Linked DNA regions of Homo sapiens: all the other regions are linked to region 3. Evidence: chromatin contacts called from ENCODE Hi-C or POLR2A ChIA-PET data. All regions are on one chromosome and are shown on one strand. Each heading gives the region's core, a stretch centred on a gene start or an enhancer-like site at or near the end of the contact. The rest is flanking DNA. Distances are from core to core; before and after follow the strand shown. Region 1 holds the start of SLC2A11 (solute carrier family 2 member 11). Region 2 holds the start of MMP11 (matrix metallopeptidase 11). Region 3 overlaps CABIN1 (calcineurin binding protein 1). Region 4 holds the start of DERL3 (derlin 3). Region 5 overlaps SMARCB1 (SWI/SNF related BAF chromatin remodeling complex subunit B1). Region 6 holds the start of ZNF70 (zinc finger protein 70).

Region 1 (2,986 bases), core at 391-2,890, 300 kb after region 3:
CTCCATCTCAAAAAAAAAAAAATGCTGAATGTTTATCTCAGCCAGGAAGTGTGCTGGGGGGCAAGATACAGCTGGGAAAGAGACAGCTGTGCTTTCACCATTCAGTGAGATACTGCACTGGAGGCTGGGGGAGCAGAGGAAGTGGCTCTGGAGGGCAGAATCCTGCTGAAGGCCTTGCCATAGGTCTGGAGACAGGTTGGTGACAGGGGCCCTGGCTGCCCATAGTTCCAATAAGGCCTAAGTAACTTTCTCTAAGGCTGGAAGCCTTAGGAAGAAGCCAGGTGAGAAACCTGGCATCTGGTCCCATTGAGGCCAAATTACAGCTCCACGGGGGCCGCATGGAAGTGAGAGCTCCCTTAAGACAGCAGATGTGAAGGAAGCAGCGAACACAGTGCTTGATGGCAGCTGAGCTCATGTAGCAGGAGATATTGACAGGTCTCTAAGACTACAGGAAATCGTTGAATTCAATGAGATCATGCATGGAGATTGCCTATACCGTGCCTGGTCATGGTAAGCATTCAGACATTAGCTACGATAGGGACCATTAATTCAGCAAACAAAGATTTATTGCCTCCCTATTATGGTCAATAATCCTACTGTTCTAGGTGTTGGGATACAGCAGTGAACAACAGACAAAATCCATGAGCTGTCAGAGCTTTCCTTCCAGCAGAGAAAGACAAGCAATCGCAAAATGAACAAGCAAAATATATAGTACATCAGCTGGTGCTACAGAGACTTAAAGCAGTGAAGGGGCGTAGGAAGTGTTTGGACCAGGTGGTGCTATTTTATTTTATTTTATTTTATTTTTATTTTTTAGAGACAAGGTCTCGCTACGTCGCCCACGCTGGAGTGCAGTGGTGAGATCCTATTAGATCCCTGCAGCTTCGAACTCCTGGGCGATCCTCCCACCTTAGTTGGTGCTATTTTAAATAAGGCTGTCAAGGAATACAAGTGCAAATCAAGACAAAGGAGGTGAGGGAATGTGCCATGCAAATACCTAAAGAAATCAGTCCAGATTGGGAAGGAACCCCTAGAAGCGGTGGGCAGTGCAGTGCGGGCGCTCTCCTCTGGCTGCGCCCTTTCCCTCTGTGAGGCAGGACGTCAGGTCAGAGCTGAGGGAGCATGAGGAGGAAAGAGGCGGGGGTGGGAAACAGTCTCGGGAGGGGGCGAGCAGTCAGGATTGCAGCGCTCGGAGGGCTTACTGCCTCTGAGGTCAGGGCTGATCGGCAGAGGATTTAGCATCTCTGGGGGCTGGGATGCCAGGGTCCAGCAACCTTGCTCTGGCCCACAGGCCGACCCTGGGCGTAAACACCTGCCTATGCACATCTGAGCCTAGCACCTAACGCCACTGTACATACAAGCACGATATTTTTGAACATTTGACGACTTAGTTAAGCCTCCCAGGTGGCTGCACCTGCGCAGTTCACTCAGGTCCGCAATCCCTCATCTGAAACGCCTGGTCTGGGCAAGTATGAGAATTCATACCATTCTAGATCGCAGGAGGGCGTGGAGCATTCGAAAGAGGGGCCTGAGCGGAGGTCTTGCTGTCCCAGGGAGACCCCGGCTGCCATTAGCAAGCGGTGAGCCGGCAGCCTGTGCGCGGAGGGAAGGGCAGCGCGCAGCGCCCAGTGGTGAAAGAGGCGCTAGCGCACGCGCAGTGAGCGTTTGAGAGGAGCAAACCCGTCGAGACGAAGCTGTAGCGCAAGCGCAGTGGGTATTGAGAGCGGCCGCACCAGCTGAGGGTTCGCGCAACGCTAAACGATGGCCGGGACTAAGGCCTGAGACTCAAGCTCAGGCGCAGTGAAGCGCAGAGCCGCTAGAGTGTCGCGGAGGGCGCCTGAGGCGCATGCGCGGACTCAGCGTTTTTAAGAAGGGCTGGGGGTGCTGGGGAGTTCGCCCCAGCGTGTTGGGGGGGAGTCGCCGCCGCGGGGGGGGGGTTTGGGGTCACCGCCGCGGGGTTTGTCGCCGCCGCTGGGAGCTCACCTGCGTCCGAGGCCGTAAGGACGGCTCCAGTTCATCCTCCATCCGCCTCTGCCGCAGCACTGAGGCTGAAAAGCCGCTCACTCCTTACTCGGCTAAGCCCCAAGCTCATCTCTGCAGGCCGGAAGGGAGCTCTGGTCCAAGGTCATCTCGGCCAAGCCCCTGCATTCGCCCTCGCAAGTGCCAGCAAGCGACTCTGGTCGCCGCGCTCCCAAGTCCTCCCCCGAAATTCCGGCTCTGGCCCCTCGTCCCCCTCCTTTGCTACAGTCTCTGGACTAAATGTCTGCGGGTCTCTGTCTCTCGCTGGTCTGACCTCAGCCGCAACCCTGCGCGATTCCCTGCGCCGGTCGCCACTGCCGGCCGCCAGAACCTCGGAGGCCACTGCCCCTGGGCGTTCTCCGGAGGGCCAAGCCCTTGGTTGTGCACATCTATGCACGCCCCACCTACACCCCCCCCCCCCCACACACACACACTTTGGTTCAGGTATCCCCGACCTTTCCCCAGAGGACGGGAAAATTAGGAAAGACCGAAAGATAGACCCACCAGTCTTCGGAGCGCTCTCATCTGTGCGTCCTGGGCAGAGCGAGAGACTTGGCGGAATGCGGGTAGGAGAACCGGTCTCGGGTTGCCGCCAGGGGATCCATTGCGTGAGAGGCAGGTCCGACTTATGCTGGGGGCACTTGGAGTTGAGGAACCACAGAGTCCACTGAACCGGATTAATCTTTTATCCCTCAGGGCTTCTCAGGCCCTGCATGGAGGAATCCAGGAGCTGGACAAAGACCAACTGAAACTAGACTTGCCAAAGATGCTATTTGTGGTCACAGAAACATAGAGCTGGACATGACCTTAAGAAGTCACCTGAGCAGACACTGTGATGGGCACTGTAGTAGCTCTATTGCTCAGACTTGGTTTTTGTTTGACTTTTGCTGCTCTGAACTTTAATTCCTAAAAACACTGCATTTTTAAGGAAAAACACAAAATATTAGCAGTTATAATAAATAGGTAT
Region 2 (3,378 bases), core at 365-2,864, 380 kb after region 3:
TTACAGAGCTCTCCCAGCCTTGCTGAAGGCAGCCGGGGGATAAACACATCAGAGGTGACCCCACATGCTCCCTGCGTGTTTGCAGAGTGACAGACCACAGTCCAGCTCAGACCCCACCCCAAGCTGGCCCCCAGCTCCAGCACTGACCATGCACAAGCGTCAAAGTGGCAGCTACAGGTGACAGTGTTTCTAGTGAGCCTGGCATCACCTCATTGCTCAACAGTGGACACAGCAGTAGGCACCATTGCCCCCTCCCACCTGCACTCCCATTAGAGATGGAGTGGGTGAGATTCTGAGGCATGGCAGGATTCACCCAGGGTCACATGGTTCAAACCCAGATCTCTCCAATTTCCAGACCTGTGGTTCAATGTCTACCCACAGTGATTCCTGACTCTGTCCCAAGTCCTAGGAACCAAGAGGGGCTGGGAAGGAGGCAAGACTCCAGACTGAGATGCCCCCCATTCACTCTACCCCACCCATCCCATCCCTTTCTGCTCCCATAGCCAGCACAGGACAAGGCTGCCCTGAGCAGAGCCAGAGTGGCTGGACAGAGGGTCCCAGCCTGGCCAGGCCTGCCTCCTCACCAGGCCAGTCCTGAGACTCCTGCCTGTCACACCCTCCTGCTCCCTTCCCTGCCCGAGCTGTCTGGATGCCTCCGCTGTGGAGTGGAGTGGCCCAGGCTCTGGCCCCAGGCCCTGTGACTGGTGCCTGGAAGCGCCCCAGGGAAGGGGCAGCTTTTGGGACACATGCAAGCTGTCACACACACTCCATGACAGTCCCTCCTCTCCTCACTCTGCTGTCCTCTCTTACCTGGGCTTTCTTCTCCTCTCCTGAGCACACATTTTCTCCCTTTCCTTTCTCTCCCCGCTTCTTTCTGACAGCCACCTCTCAGTCACACACACACTGCACTCATACTATTTCATACTCATGTTCTCCTGGCTCCAAGCCTCCCAAAACTGCTGCCGGCAGGTGCCCGCGGGGGACATCTCCAGGCTTAGACCCCATTTCCCGCAGCACAGCGCTGCCCTCCCTTCTCCCTTTATCCTTCATCCCACCGCACACCTGGAGGTGTACTAACTGCGGCCACACACCTGCAGGCTGACACCTGCCTGGGATCTGCTCGGCTTTGTCCCTGCGATGAATAGGGGGCCCTGTTACCACTCCCTCTGCTGCTTCCTTCAACGCACACTCCAGCACCCGCGGCTGGAGCGCGAGAGGCAGGTCCCCACGCTGGGAGCAAGCGTGAGTCCAGCGTGGAGTCCCGTCCCACCAGCCCGAACGATGCCGGCGCCGGCTCCCCTTCACACCCCCAGGGACTGCAAGCTCGCTGTCTATCACGCCTAGAGGGAACCAGAAAGCGTTTCGGGTACCGGGCGCTGGAGGCCACCCGGGGCGCCCCCTTCGGTCCGGATCCGCCGCTGGGCCCAGCCCGCGTGCCCGGCGCCCCCTCAGCGAGGAGCGGCCGGCGAGTGGCGGGCACTCACCGGCGGCAGAGCCCGGGCCAGCAGCGGCGGCGGCTGGAGCAGCAGCAGCAGCATCGGGGGCAGGAGGGCGCGCGCGGCCGCGCTGCGGAGCCAGGCGGCCGGAGCCATCCGCCCCGGGGCTGCTGGGCTTGCTGGGCCGCTCCGGGCCGCCGCCCCTTATAGCTTCCGCCCCACCCCCGGCCCGCCTCGGCCCCGCCCCCCGCCGCCTTTTGTTCTGAACTCTCCTAGCAGCCGCGGCCCGGGTGGGGGAGGTGAACGGGGAGGGTACGGCCCAGCGGGGTCGAGGGCCGGAGACAGGGTCCTGCCCCGGGGCTGGCAAAGTCCCTATCTGGTGCTGGGTGACCCTGGCCAACCCGTGCCGCTCTGGGTCTCAGTTTCTCCTCTGGGTGGTGGCCGTCCAAAGTCTTAGACTTGGCTAGAGTCTGAGAGGAGTCAGGTTTCATGGGTCCCATCCGTACCCCCACCTTTGGAAGGCGCATCCCACTGGGTCTCCTTGGTGGCCTGACCTCTGACCTCTGACAGGTGGTCCTACCCACAAGCAAGTTCCCCCACCCCTCAGAGCCTCAACGGATCCTTCTAGAAGATGACACAATAGCCCCTGTGAGGAAAGGGATATTATTTTATTTTTTATTATTATTATTTTTTGAGACACAGTCTCACTCTGTCTCCCAGGCAGGAGTGCAGTGGTGTGATCTCCACTCACTGCAACCTCCGCCTCCCAGGTTCAAACGATTCTGCTACCTCAGCCTCCCAAGTAGCTGGGACCACAGACGTGCGCCACCATGCCTGGCTAATTTTTGTATTTTTAGTAGAGATGGGGTTTCACCATGTTGGCCAGGCTGGTCTCGAACTCCTGACCTCAAGTGATCTGCCCACCTTGGCCTCCCAAAGTGCTGGGATTACATGGGGAAGCCATTGCACCTGGCCAGGAAAGGGATATTAAAATGTGTCCCAGGGGAAAGTGAGGCATATGGCAGGGACTGGCCAGTTCTTCAGCTTGGGATAGACCGAAGTTTACAGATAGGGAAACTGAGGCTCCAAGAGGGAGGGTCCAGGCTTTTCCACACCAGCAGACAAGTGGAGGGGTCAGGAGGTCCTCTAGCTGGTCAGCTGTGGGAAGGATGCTGTCAGAAGGCTGTGGGAGGTGTCTGAGTGGAGTACTGGGCCCCCAGGGTGTCCCCTCGTCAGTGCCCAACAAGCCCCTGGGGACCCCTCCAGGCTAGCCACCTCAGACTTGAAAGAAAGGAGGCGAGAGGCCGGGCGCAGTGGCTCATGCCTGTAATCCCAGCACTTTGGGAGGCCGAGGCAGGTGGATCACGAGGTCAGGAGTTGGAGAGCAGCCTGACCAACATGGTGAAACCCTGTCTCTACTAAAAATACAAAAATTAGCCAGGTGTGGTGGCACACACCTGTAAGCCCAGCTACTCAGGAGGCTGAAGCAGGAGAATCACTTGAACCCGGGAGGCGGAGGTTGCAGTGAGCCGAGATTGTTCCATTGCACTCCAGCCTGGGTGACAGAGCGAGACTCCATCTCAAAAAAAAGAAGGAAAGGAGGTGAGACTCAAAGGAGGGGTTGTGTCCACATTCTGGAAGGGATCCTTCAGTCTCATCCCTGATTTTCGGGGTTACCCAGTACTGCTGTACACCCCCTGAAATGATGAAGGGCCTCACCACCTCACCAGGCGACCTGTTCCATCATGGGTGGCCCTGCAGAGCCACGATCCAGGCAGTGGCTCGCATCCTGGCAGGCAGGGCTCTGAGCTGCTCAAAGGTGAGGCTGTGGTCAGGAAGCCTGGGCCAAGAAAGGGAAGCGGGTGGGGAAATGTTTCACAGCTTATTCAAGAAGACTCCACAGAGACTCCTAGAGGGCGAGGAGAAGTAAGACAGCAGTAAT
Region 3 (2,968 bases), core at 332-2,831:
CTTTGAGCAGAGCCTGGCCTCCTGGGAGACTCAAGATCTGTGAGCCAAGATGAAATCTCAGAGAACTCCTGAAGCCCCTGGGGGGAAGAGAAGCCCACAGGCAGAGAGAGTCAGGACAGACAGGGGCCCCTGGGTCCTGCCTGCAGACTGCCCAGAAAAGTAGTATTCCAGGTAAAACCCACAAATCCTGGCCTCCACATCCCTTTGCCCTTGGTGTAGCCCTAAGGTGACTCTGATTCCCAAGAGGGCTGGAAAAGTGTCTTGTCCTCCCTCATGTTCCTAGCGCCACATCCAGGCTACCCCTGAGTAGGCATTGGAGAGTTTATGCCACAGATAAATCCCTTTCAAGGATGCTGGGGAAGCCCAACTTCCCAGTGATCCAGGGTGAGGGGACAGGAGAGAAGCTGGAACAAGAAGTAATGGGCTAGGAGAGCAAGGGATGTGGGGGGTTTTTGAAGAAAGCCAGAAAAAAACCAGGATGCAGCTGGTGCCAGAGAAGAAGCGTCGGCCAAGCAGATGAGGAAATGGGCAGCCGAGTCAGGGGTATAGCAGTGACTCCCTCAGAGTCTTCCCCATCACCCGCAGCGTCCTGAGCGGAAAGTGGGTAATTTTAATCCTGACTTTTAACTCAGCAAATACAGTACATGTATTTTCCCACATCACCAAAAACATCATTCAAAATGACCACAGAGCCCTTCACTGCACAGTGAAGTGGGCTACTGGTGAGCATCTGGCTCTGGGACTTAAGGATTCTGATGAAGAATGCTGGGCTGAACATACTTCTCCACAAAGCTTTTCTCCCTCTCTTCAAGATAGATCACCCAGAGGGGACCACGAGAGTGGGCACGCAGCAGCAGGCTGGTCTCCAGGAAGCAGGTCCTGGGTGCCTGAGCTGACACAGTGGGTGAGTGTTCTGTCTTCCTGGGCCCTCCTAGCCCCAAGCCAGCCCTGTATGCCCGTGGTAAGATGGGTGGGCAAGGCTTCCTGGAGGAGCTCAGCTCTGCCAGCTCTGTTCACAGAAAACACGACACTGTGAGCAACCAAGGGAGAGCCCGTTCCCCTGGTGGAGGGATTCCTCCAGCATCCCCCGTGGCACGGGTGTCGTGGTGACTCAGTGCTCGGAACAGGCGAGGGCGGGGAGCCTGTTGGCATCCCATTCCCAAGAGCAGTGGGCACAGGGTGTAGGAGCAGACTGCATTGAGCTGAGGGCCAGCTGCTGAGTGGGTGGCTGCAGCTAGAGAGCGATGGAGCCTCTCAGCAGAGAGGGCTGCTGGGAGAGGAGATTAGGGGCCTCCCCGCCCCCCCAGAAAAGCATAAAAACTTCCTCCTGGTTCCAGCCTATTCTTAAGCACCTCAAGCGGAGCCAGGAAGGGGATGGAATCTGGCCCTGAGGTCAGGAGCAGCTGTGGGGAAAATACCAAAATCCTCTACAGTCCTGGGGAGACCCCTGTTACCCACAAACCCACACAAGTCACCAAAGCGGCGAAACAGCTTGGAGGAAAAGGAGGGGATGGCGTGGGGCGTGTAGGGCAAACTTCATCTCCTGGGGCCAACCGTCTTCACAGGCTGCCTGCCCAGCTCCTTTAACACATGATTTCACTTACACCTTGCTGGGGGAGAGACTTGTTCCAGGGCAGCCAGCCTGCAGGGAGCCAAGACTACAGCTGAACTAAGCCTATCATGCTCTTTGCACTCTACCCGGCTTGTCCCTAAGGAAGATGAGCATCACAGACAGAGCCAGGCCGGCTGGGCAGCACCCCTCCGAGCCCTGGCCCAGATTGCCCCTTCTGGAGCCTCCCTACTCAGGAGTCCCGAAGCCTTTAGAGGCAGGACTGAGTTTCCAGACCAGCAGCTCCCTATCTTCCTGATGCCCTGAGGAGCTGAGGGTCTGGCCCCTCCCGCAGTCCTGTTCCTCCCCTAAGGTTGGGAGGAAAGGGGCCCCAGAAGCAGGCCAGGTTGAACACCCCTAGGGACAGGAAGTTCCTGCAGCTTCTACCACAAACCTATCAGGGCGGGCCTCTCTGGCCGCAGGGTTGTACACAGGCCACCAGGGGCGCCCTGGCCTCCGCCCACTCCTACACCCCACCCCCCACAACGCGGTCCTGTCTCTCCAGGCGGGGCTACTGAGGGCAAGGGATTCCCCGCGCCATCCACAGGTAATGATTCTCTCTGCAGACAAGGGCTGGGAAAGCCTGCAATTTGCCTGCAGCTGGCGCCCGCTCGTTTCCAGCCTCTCCTGCCAAATAAGACGTGGAGCGCTAAGGTCCCCAGAACTGCCGGGCTGTTCCTCCCTTCCCCCTCCCGGGAAAAGCAGAAACGACAAACAACCAAGTGCATGGGAGAGCCCCGCCGCCAACTCTGCTGTAGGCTCTATGTGCCCACCCCCCATCCCATGCAACCGTTACCCCTAACCTCACTCCTCCCACTCCGCTGCGGGGCAAGGTCCTAGCCCAGCGCACATAACGGGCCGGTGCTTGTAAAGGGCTGGAACCATCTTCCTGTCCCCGCACAGCACCTATTTATAGCTAGCGAAGCACCGCGCCCGGACGCGCTGCCCACCCGGCCGGGCGGCCAGCTCACCATCCCCAAGAGCGGCACGGCACAGCTCCTCGTCGGCGCCTTCCGCCGCAAAGTTGCTCTGGCGGGCGGCTTTCGCTTTCGCGCAGCGCACGCCCCCACGAGCCAGCTCCCAGCCCGGGGCTTGGTAGGGCTGGATGCGCTGGCGCGTGTGCGGGCTTCACCAGCGCCTGCCGCCCCCGCGCGCCGCCGCCCAAGCCGGCTTGGCCGCCCACCTGACGCTGAACCGGGTGCCAGCCCGCCCTGGGCATGGGGGCGCAGCACCCCGCCGCCGGCCGATTTCCTCCGCGGGGGCGCCGGGGAAACCACAGCCCACGGGCTTCCTGCTGCGCCTGGTGCGCCGAGGCGGGGGGCGGCCGCCAGAGCCCACCAGGGGACGATTGAGCAAAAG
Region 4 (2,880 bases), core at 176-2,675, 320 kb after region 3:
GTTACTGGGTGTAATGTCTTCAAGGGTCATCCATGCTGCATCATGTATCCGAATTTCATTCCTTTAAGGTTGAATGGTATTGCATTGCATGTAGACAGCACATTTCGTCTGTCTCATCGGTGGGTGAACTGATGTGAACCATTGTGAATAATGGGGCCATGAACATGGGTGTATGAACATCTGTTCAAGTCCCTGCTTTTGATTCTTTTGAATGTGTACCCACAAGCAGCATTGCTGGATCATACGGTAATTCTATTTTTAATTTTTTGAGTCATGATCATATTGTTTTTCACAGCGGATGCACCATTTTATATTCCCACCAACGGTGCCCAAGGGTTCCAATTTCCCCATATCCTCGCCAACACTTATTTTGTTTTATTGTTTTGCTTTTCACAGTTACCATCCTGATGGACACAGGGATGCTTGCAAAGTGACAAACTTTAGAGGTATCCCAGGTCACCCCACCTGGCACTGCGGACGCCCACGTGGCCCCACCCCTCACTTGGCAATATTCTCATCAAGTGTCAGCACTAGCTTATTGTATTGACTGCCTCCTGGCTGGACTCTAAGAGACAGTGTCTTTTATTGCATGCTACATCCCCAACATCTAGAACAGTGTCAGGCAAACAGTTGTTTAATAAACGGTGGAAGGAAGGAAGGGAGGGAGGGAGGGAGGGAAGGAGGGAAGGAAGGTGGGTAGGTTGGTTTCTATTTTCCACCAAAATATTGAGGACCTCTCCTGCCTGTCCACTTGCTCTGGTGCGCCTCTCAACCCTCGCGCCCCACCTGGACTCAATCCCGCAGTCCTGCCTCTCCTTCCTTGGGCCCCCGGGGAAGAACCCCGACAGCGGCCGGCACATTTGAGTGGGGCCCTGGACGTTTGGGGAGGTTTGGACACATTCCCGAATGCCTCCCTGCTGTGGGTTAGGTGGGCCTGTCTTGGGCTGGCAGCGAGGACAACGTTGTGGCTAGGTCGTCAGTTAGTGAGCCAGCACGGTCTGAGCCGCCACACTCCGCGCCCCGCCCACGCGCCCCGCCCTTTCCAGTTTTGCCTCGCCTGCTCGGGTCTTCGCTCCTGTAACCCATACGATCTTAGCCCCGCCCCCGTGGTGTCGTGGGTCCACGCTACTGGTCCTCTCCTAGAAAGCCGCGAAATGACCAGTTCCTCATTGGCCACACGTTCTCCCGCGCCACCACCGCAGCCACAACAACCGCCACGTGCTCAACCTTGGCGCCTGCCCATTGGCCACCAGCCTCTACCCGCCCACTCTCCCTTTCCGCCCCTAATTTCCCTCTTCTTCCTTCCATTGGCTGTCGGGCTCAGGGGCTCTCTTTTCAGCCTGGGGCGCGCAGCGCCTCGGATGCGGATTGGCCGAAGGCGGGGCTGGGAGGCGGGTTAAAGAGCGCGTTGCTGGCTGGGCCACGCGTGCTTGAGAAGGTTCAATGGCGTGGCAGGGACTAGCGGCCGAGTTCCTGCAGGTGCCGGCGGTGACGCGGGCTTACACCGCAGCCTGTGTCCTCACCACCGCCGCGGTGGTAAGCGGCCGGGCGGACCGGACGTCGCCTTGGTTACAGCCTCTGGCGGGAGGGGTGAGGGTCGCCATGGTTACGGCGTGGCTCCCGGGCAGCTCTTGACTGGCCCCTGGTTCCACAGCAGCTGGAGCTCCTCAGCCCCTTTCAACTCTACTTCAACCCGCACCTTGTGTTCCGGAAGTTCCAGGTGAGGCCGCCCCGCGCCGCGCACCTGTGGGCCCGACCCACCCACCCCGCACCTGACCGCCCGTCCCCCGTAGGTCTGGAGGCTCGTCACCAACTTCCTCTTCTTCGGGCCCCTGGGATTCAGCTTCTTCTTCAACATGCTCTTCGTGTATCCTGCGCCCTGCGGACACGGGCTGGGTGGAGGGCAGGCCGGCCGGGCTGGGAGAGAGGCCGGGACGGGGAAACTGAGGCCCCGCCTGGTGGCACTTCCTATACCGACGCCGTAGGTTCCGCTACTGCCGCATGCTGGAAGAGGGCTCCTTCCGCGGCCGCACGGCCGACTTCGTCTTCATGTTTCTCTTCGGGGGCGTCCTTATGACCGTATCCTTCCCGCAGGCTCTGGAACCTCGGGCTAGGGCGCCTCGGCGTCCAGCCTGTGTTGGTCCTGGGGCCAACACAGCCATGCCAGAGAGGGACACAGTCGCTGTCTCCAGCTTAGTATGTGTTGAGGGCCCACTCTGTGCTCAGCTGCAGGGGTCAGGGCTAGATCTTCAGTGCTGTATGCAAAATACAAAGCCATGCACAAAAGAGCCAGGTGGGTTGTCAGGGCCACTAGCTGAGCCCTGAATGCGAGTAGCCGGGAGAAACTGGGGCAGGGACAGGCAGTGGTTGGGCCCTGGGATGAGGCTGTAGGTGTGCAGGGCAGATTTCGTGGGACCTGAAGCCCGTGGAGTGTGTCGCCTTTATTGGACTGGCTCATCTTGATGAGGGAATAGCACATAGGGGAGATGAGGGGAAGAATTCCAGGGTCTTGGGAAGTCAGAGGGGCCCTGGGCTTGGGCTGAGGCCTGCACCGGAGCACCTTGACTCTGGCCCAGCTGCTGGGACTCCTGGGCAGCCTGTTCTTCCTGGGCCAGGCCCTCATGGCCATGCTGGTGTACGTGTGGAGCCGCCGCAGCCCTCGGGTGAGGGTCAACTTCTTCGGCCTGCTCACTTTCCAGGCACCGTTCCTGCCTTGGGCGCTCATGGGCTTCTCGCTGCTGCTGGGCAACTCCATCCTCGTGGACCTGCTGGGTGAGCCTCCCGGTACATCTAGTCCGCCCCAGGCTGGCCACTCCCCTCAGGACACGCTGCTTATGCCCTGGGGCCCCTCTCCCATCCTTGCTGGAGTTCTCCTCACAC
Region 5 (2,996 bases), core at 104-2,603, 360 kb after region 3:
AAGAGACATGATCAGGCTGTCATTTTAGACATACCAGCCATCCTGAGATGGACTAGGCAAGGCCTCTGGCCTCTCAGCTTCCACAGCAGTAGAAGTTGAGAAGATGGGTTGATAAATACCTTCCAGAGGTGACATCCAAGGTAATTTAAATAACCCATGTCCCATGAAGCGTTTGATCTTTTCTCCCAAATTCCAGGTTGCTTTTACCAAAAGCACCAGGTGCAGTGGCTCATGCCTGTAGCTCCAGCACTTTGGAAGGTCAAGATGGGCAGACCACCTGAGGTCAAGAGTTCGAAACCAGGCCAGGTGCGGTGGCTCACGCCTGTAATCCCAGCACTTTGGGAGGCCAAGGCGGATGGATCACCTGAGGTCAGGAGATCAAGACCAGCCTGGCCAACATGGTGAAACCCTGTCTCTACTAAAAATACTAAAATTAGCCAGGTGTAGCCGGGCGCGGTGGCTCACGCCTGTAATCCCAGCACTTTGGGAGGCCGACGCGGGCAGATCACGAGGTCAGGAGATCAAGACCAGCCTGGCCAACATGGTGAAAGCCCGTCTCTACTAAAAATACAAAAAATTAGCCGGGCGTGGTGGCAGGCGCCTGCAGTCCCAGCTACTCAGGAGGCTGAGGCAGGAGAATGGCGTGAACCCGGGAGGCAGAGCTTGCAGTGAGCCAACATTGCGCCACTGCACTCCAGAGTGGGAGACAGAGCAAGACTCCGTCTCAAAAAAAAAAAAAAAAAAAAAAATTAGCCAGGTGTGATGGCAGGAACCTGTAATCTCAGCTACTCAGGAGGCAGAGGCAGGAGAATCACTTGAACCCAGGAGGCAGAAGTTGCAGTGAGCCGAGATTACACCATTGCAGTCCAGCCTGGGCAACAAGAGCGAAACTCCATCTCAAAAAAAAAAAAAAAAACCAAAAGGTGAGTTCGAAACCAGCCTGGCCAACATGGTGAAACCTCAACCCTACCAAAAATACAAAAGTTAGCCAGGCGTGGTGGCACACGTCTATAATCCAGCTACTCAGGAGGCTGAAGCATGAGAATCACTTGAACCCAGGAGGCGGAGGTTGCAGTGAGCCGGGATCAACCACTGCACTCCAGCCTGGGCGAGAGAGCAACATCCTATCTCGAAAAAAAAAAAAAAATACCAAAAGCTGTTTTAAACTAAGGCTCCAGGGCTGGGTGAAACAGATGAGAGCATTTGGGTGCCCGTTGTGCTCTGTGCTTTTCCATTTTCCCTGGCAAGGCTGTGAGCAGGAGCAGGCAGCGACTGTGTGTCACTTCCCTGTGTAACCCCAACACCTGCGCAACCACTTCCACAATAACTATTCAACCATTCAGAGCAAGTCATGACAAACTTTTTTTTTTTTTTTTTTTGAGATGGAGTCTCGCTCTGTCGCCTGGGCTGGAGTACAGTGGCGCCATCTGGGCTCAATGCAAGGTCTGCCTCCCGGGTTCACGCCATTCTCCTGCCTCAGCCTCCCGAGTAGCTGGGACTACAGGCGCCCACCACCACGCCCGGCTAAGTTTTTTGATTTTTAGTAGAGACGGGGTTTCACCCTGTTAGCCAGGATGGTCTCGATCTCCTGACCTTGTGATCCGCCCGCCTCGGCCTCCCAAAGTGCTGGGATTACAAGCGTCAGTCACCGCGCCCGGCCGACAAACGTTTGACAGTTCCCTCTAAGGAGGGACCCGGGAAGACAGCACAAAGGTCCTTCTCCTTTCCAGAGGGTGGGGGAGGGCAGAAGCAATGGCCAAGACCTGCCTGGACTCTGGGCCCTTTAACTCTTTTCCCTTCTAAAGTGGGAATCACTTACACGTCTGATGCTGAGGCTGGGACTACCCCTTGATCGCTGGTAGGGGTAGGGAGGATTTTGTAGTACCCAATTTGGGGAACATGGAATCAGCTTGGGCAGAGACTATGAGAGGGGACAGCAAGACAGGGGTCCCCTCTACAACCTATCTGGGTCATAGTTCCTAATCCTGGCCGCTCAGAGTGCAATTTTTAAATTTTTTTATTTTTATAGAGATGGTGGGGTCTCACTATGTTGCCCAGGCTGGTCTCAAACTCCTGGGCTCAAGCAATCCTCCCACCTTGGCCTCCCAAAGTGCTGAGAGTACAGGTGTGAGCTACAACACCCAAACCCAGAATGCAAAATTTTAAGAAGCACATTCCTGAGCCCCACCCAGGTGGAGTGACTTCCCACCTCTGAGGAAGGGCCCAAGAAGATGTGTTCTTTGCAGCTTCCACGGGTGATTTCCAGGTAGCTGAGCCTGTATTTGCAAACCACAGATCTTGACCACCTCCTCTTTTCTGACTGGATACGTTAGAGCCTGGGCTGAGCCCCTGCCCCCTCATCCTGCCCTATCTCAGTAGCAAGTTCTCATTTCCAGGTCTAGCTATCAACTCAAGTGGACAATGCAAGTGTCACTAGACACAGTGAATGTGAGTAACATGCTCAGCCATACACAGAATCTGCAAATCTAAGCCATAAAATTCAACCTTCTGGCCAGGTGTGGTGGTTCACACCTGTAACCCCGACACTTTGGGAGGCCGAGGCGGACGGATCACCTGAGGTCAGGAGTTCGAGACCAGCCTGGCCAACATGGTGAAACCCCGTCTCTACTAAAACTACGAAAAATTAGCTAGGTGTGGTGCCTGGTGCCTATAATCCCAGCTACTTGGGAGGCTGAGGAAGGAGAATGACTTGAACCCGGGAAGGGGAGGTTGCAGTGAGCTGAGATCCCGCCACTTCACTCCAGCCTGGGTGACAGAGCGAAACTCGATCTCAAAAAAAAAAAAAAAAAAAAAAAAAAGGCCAGGCGCAGTGGCTCATGTCTGTAATCCCAGCACTTTGGGAGGCCGAGGTGGGCGGATCACAAGGTCAGGAAATCGAGACCATCCTGGCTAACACAATAAAACTCCATCTCTACTAAAAATACAAAAAAAATTAGACGGGCGTGGTGACAGACACCTGTAGTTCCAGCTACTCG
Region 6 (3,176 bases), core at 654-3,153, 410 kb after region 3:
CCGGCCTGCTGACATCCCCGATCGATTCTCGGCAGCCAAGGATGAGGCCCACAATGCCTGTGTCCTCACCATTAGTCCCGTGCAGCCTGAAGACGACGCGGATTACTACTGCTCTGTTGGCTACGGCTTTAGTCCCTAGGGGTGGGGTGTGAGATGGGTGCCTCCCCTCTGCCTCCCATTTCTGCCCCTGACCTTGGGTCCCTTTTAAACTTTCTCTGAGCCTTGCTTCCCCTCTGTAAAATGGGTTAATAATATTCAACATGTCAACAACAGCTATTGTGAGGGTCATAAGATCCTGGCTGAGAAAAATGACTGTGGTGGGTCTGGGAGTCGAAGACCCACTCCTGGGGTGGGGAGCAGTGTGCGGGGGAATGGGGATTCTGGGGACTGTTGTCAAAGAGGAAGCACCTGAGACTATTGGGGCATGGCCCAGACTCCCCCACCATGGCCCCCTGGGGGCTCAAACTGGTAGCCTGACCTTCCTGTGACCTGAGGAGCCGGAGGGAGAAAAAGGAACCAGCCCTTGCCGCCCCCAACTCTGCATGGCTGGTTATGGTCCAAGGGTTATGGCTCTAGGGTGGCTGGTCCCCATGGAGCTCAGGCTGTTGGCTTGGGGAGGGGCAGCCACTGCCTACCCCTTGGAGTCTGTGCCCAAGGCCCGACAGAGCATTAATGGGGCAGGAAGGCAGGTGTGTGTGGGTAGCATTGGAGGCACTCGAGCGCCAAGGCTGAGGGTGCTGAAGGCAGGTGGGCGGCTGGGGCAGAATCCTTTTTCCCAGGGACAGTGTGTTCTCCTGATGTCCTGTGATTGGGCCAAGGTCTGCGGAGGGAAGCTCTCCCACAAGCTGGGCAGCTGCACCTGAGGGGGGGGTGTCATGGGCAGAACACTGGGTGGAGGGGCCAGTCTTGCCATCAGCAGCAAGGAGGGGGCGGAGATTCCTTTTCTTTTTTTTTTTTTTGTTTTTTGAGATGGAGTCTCGCTCTGTCGCCCAGGCTGGAGTGCAATGGCACTATCTTGGCTCACTGCAACCTCCGCCTCTCAGGGTCAAACGATTCTCCTGTCTCAGTAGCTGGGATTACAGGCGCTTGTCACCACTCCCGGATAATTTTTAGTAGAAACAGGGTTTCACCATGTTGGTCTGGCTGAGTCTCGAACTCCTGACCTCGTGATCCACCCGCCTCCGCCTCCCAAAATGCTGGGATTAAAGGCGTGAGCCACCGCGCCCGGCCAAGGGGGCGGCCATTTCAAGAACACATTCCTCTTCCCTCCCGGTGCGCCTGAGAGGAGGCGCTTCATGTCGAAGTCAGCCCTGGGATGCAGAGAGTTGGGGGGCTCAGGGTCCTGGGATGGTCTCGCAGACACTCCTAGTTCTTCGCCTGCCCCTTCTCATCTCTATTTCTGTGGGGGCGGGGAGGGCAGACAGGAACAGGGCTACCCTTGAAGCAGGTTGGGGGAGGGGGATCCTAACAGGACCCCGGTGCCTGTGGACAGTGACAGGGTCGACAGCTCTGGGGCTCCACTCTCCTTTCCCTGAAGACCCCAGCTGCCTCAGTGGCTTCTGGCTTGCACCCAGCACCAGCGCAGATGCCCCGAGTGCCGGCGGCTCGAGGTCGGCCCGCCCGTCCGGACCTGTTTCCTCCTCTGCTCTCCTGCCAACGCCTGCCCATCTCTGTTTCCCCCACGTCCAGCACGCGCTTCGGGGACGGCCAGAGCCACCATGCCGACTGGAGAGACTCTCCTGATTCGGGTCCTTGTGTCCCGGGGCCCGGGCGGCTTCGCGCGGCGACAACCGGCGCGGTGGGACCACCGAGACGCCGGGACCTCCGCGCGGCCTAGAGTGGTCCCGGAAGTGCCCGCGGGCCGGGGGCGGGGCTCTGGGTGCTCGGGCGGCCGCGGGCTCCGCGTCAGCAGCTGCTGTGGAGCCAGGCAGCGTCGGCCGCGTCGGCCGCGGGTTGGAGCAGCTCAGGTGCGGCCCCGCCCCGCCCGCCTGCGGCCCCGCCCCGGCCCAGGTGAGCTGCCCCGCCCCGGCCCAGGTGAGTGGCCCCGCGTCCGCCGGTGTGACCTGAGTCCGCCTGACCACCTGTCCCTCCGGTGGCCCTGGGTGTGCGTGTCCCCAATCGCGGGGAAGCCTGTAGGGGCGCCACGTCGCCGCCTGGGCAGCGTGTGCGGGTCCGTGGCAACTCTTGGGCCCCCAGCCAGGAAACCTTGACTGCACTAAGAGTTTGCAGGGTGCCCAGGCCCTAGGGACTCTCTGGAGGATGGGATGACAGATGCAGGAGGACCCGGAGAAGGCCCCGACAGAGGTGGGAAGCATGGAGTTCCAGATCTTTGCATTTTCGGTCCAAAAACACTTATCATGTTGTGGGAGACAGATAAAGGGTTGCCAACTTTTTTCTGAGTGGAGACTTCAGGGTGTAGGGGCTATATAGTGGGAATGGAAAACCTCTACGGAGGGAAGTTTGAGAACACCAGGACTTAATGGGTGGGCGGAGGAAGAGTTGCAATCTAAAGATATCAAGAAAGAGAACTTGGAAGCCATGAAAATTGGGAAGAAAGCGAGGGTGGGGATGGGGTTGGGGGGTAGCTCAAAGCTTTCATGCACCTAGGTAGGCAATGTGGGCGGGTGAAGGGATATTGTCACATCTTCGTTTTTCAAGAGAAAGCCAGAAACCTACTGAGTTTTAAATATTGGTAACTAAGGAAAATGAACAGGAAAAGCCAAACTCTTCGAGAGCCAAACATAACATAGCAGGATCTTCAGGCTGCCAATTTGCAACCTCTGAAATGAAGGGTTTTGAGAAGGAGGTATTGGAGAGCAGTGCCAGATGGGGTGGGAAGGTGAAGACCGAGAAGAGAGGGATTGGCAATAAGGAGGTCATAGAATGCCAGAGCTGAGGTCCCAGCTGAAATCGGAAACTCGAAATTTGTCGTGGTGCCATACATAGTTGTATGATTTTTCTTGGCAACATTTAACAACTTAGGAGGAACTGGCCGAGAAGACTGGGACTTAGCGGCTAGTTGCAGCCGGACGAGGAGGTGAGGAGCATGGTGCTAGAGCGTGAGAGTTGAAGTGATGCGCATAGTATGGAGAGTCTAAGCTGGATGGAGAAGGGGTGGAGCTAGAAAAGGAGAACTACAGTAAAAATGGCTTGGATTTCATGAGGTCGAAAAGCAC

Evidence for each region. Hi-C counts contacts between places; a loop is a spot of excess contacts on that map. ChIA-PET counts read pairs that join two places held with the same protein, here RNA polymerase II (POLR2A). Pooled maps may share reads with other maps.
Region 1: a loop to region 3 is called in a map of OCI-LY7, with 2.8 times the contacts of the local background. The contact joins the promoter of SLC2A11 here to the enhancer-like site in region 3. A Hi-C loop is called at or near these places in 1 of 168 maps with a recorded cell type or tissue (OCI-LY7), 7 of 37 single-sample maps with no recorded cell type and 9 of 50 pooled maps. POLR2A ChIA-PET finds 5 or more read pairs at or near these places in 5 of 52 experiments (CD4-positive, alpha-beta memory T cell, WTC11, activated B cell and 2 more).
Region 2: a pooled map shows a loop between it and region 3 (2.8-fold over the local background). The contact joins the promoter of MMP11 here to the enhancer-like site in region 3. A Hi-C loop is called at or near these places in 1 of 168 maps with a recorded cell type or tissue (naive thymus-derived CD4-positive, alpha-beta T cell), 3 of 37 single-sample maps with no recorded cell type and 9 of 50 pooled maps. POLR2A ChIA-PET finds 5 or more read pairs at or near these places in 1 of 52 experiments (RWPE1).
Region 4: a map of B cell shows a loop between it and region 3 (20-fold over the local background). The contact joins the promoter of DERL3 here to the enhancer-like site in region 3. A Hi-C loop is called at or near these places in 1 of 168 maps with a recorded cell type or tissue (B cell), 1 of 37 single-sample maps with no recorded cell type and 7 of 50 pooled maps.
Region 5: a loop to region 3 is called in a pooled map, with 5 times the contacts of the local background. The contact joins two enhancer-like sites. A Hi-C loop is called at or near these places in 2 of 50 pooled maps.
Region 6: a loop to region 3 is called in a pooled map, with 8 times the contacts of the local background. The contact joins the promoter of ZNF70 here to the enhancer-like site in region 3. A Hi-C loop is called at or near these places in 3 of 37 single-sample maps with no recorded cell type and 8 of 50 pooled maps.

Annotation. Positions count from the first base shown.
Region 1 is chr22:23,856,529-23,859,514 of GRCh38, reverse strand. SLC2A11 (solute carrier family 2 member 11) reads right to left here and starts at 1,640. Exons shown (of 12, transcript NM_001024939.4): 1 at 1,486-1,640. The coding sequence starts at 1,515.
Region 2 is chr22:23,771,085-23,774,462 of GRCh38, reverse strand. MMP11 (matrix metallopeptidase 11) reads right to left here and starts at 1,614. Exons shown (of 8, transcript NM_005940.5): 1 at 1,485-1,614. The coding sequence starts at 1,592. LOC107985577 (a long non-coding RNA gene) reads right to left here. Exons shown (of 3, transcript XR_007068022.1): 2 at 3,156-3,276; 3 at 2,086-2,594.
Region 3 is chr22:24,156,189-24,159,156 of GRCh38, reverse strand. The region is part of intron 29 of CABIN1 (calcineurin binding protein 1); the gene reads right to left. Among named protein-coding and RNA genes, the nearest start is that of SUSD2, 24 kb to the left of the region's middle. RefSeq lists enhancers at 1,108-1,541, 2,470-2,539 and a silencer at 2,720-2,968. Within about 2 kb of position 1,581, at least 33 of the 41 ENCODE cell types and tissues checked have a DNase peak (open chromatin) inside an H3K27ac peak, as active enhancers do; they include B cell and OCI-LY7, where a contact is called at or near this core.
Region 4 is chr22:23,837,551-23,840,430 of GRCh38, reverse strand. DERL3 (derlin 3) reads left to right here and starts at 1,425. Exons shown (of 7, transcript NM_001002862.3): 1 at 1,425-1,536; 2 at 1,655-1,720; 3 at 1,794-1,867; 4 at 1,986-2,079; 5 at 2,577-2,772. The coding sequence starts at 1,444. SMARCB1 (SWI/SNF related BAF chromatin remodeling complex subunit B1) reads right to left here. Exons shown (of 9, transcript NM_003073.5): 9 at 2,422-2,880. RefSeq lists a silencer at 1,200-1,502.
Region 5 is chr22:23,797,433-23,800,428 of GRCh38, reverse strand. All of the region lies in intron 3 of SMARCB1 (SWI/SNF related BAF chromatin remodeling complex subunit B1), which reads right to left. Among named protein-coding and RNA genes, the nearest start is that of SMARCB1, 12 kb to the right of the region's middle. Within about 2 kb of position 1,353, at least 3 of the 41 ENCODE cell types and tissues checked have a DNase peak (open chromatin) inside an H3K27ac peak, as active enhancers do.
Region 6 is chr22:23,749,839-23,753,014 of GRCh38, reverse strand. ZNF70 (zinc finger protein 70) reads left to right here and starts at 1,903. Exons shown (of 2, transcript NM_021916.4): 1 at 1,903-2,304. VPREB3 (V-set pre-B cell surrogate light chain 3) reads left to right here. Exons shown (of 2, transcript NM_013378.3): 2 at 1-272. The coding sequence ends at 139. RefSeq lists enhancers at 1-117, 628-687, 1,528-1,587, 1,470-2,145 and a silencer at 1,738-2,187.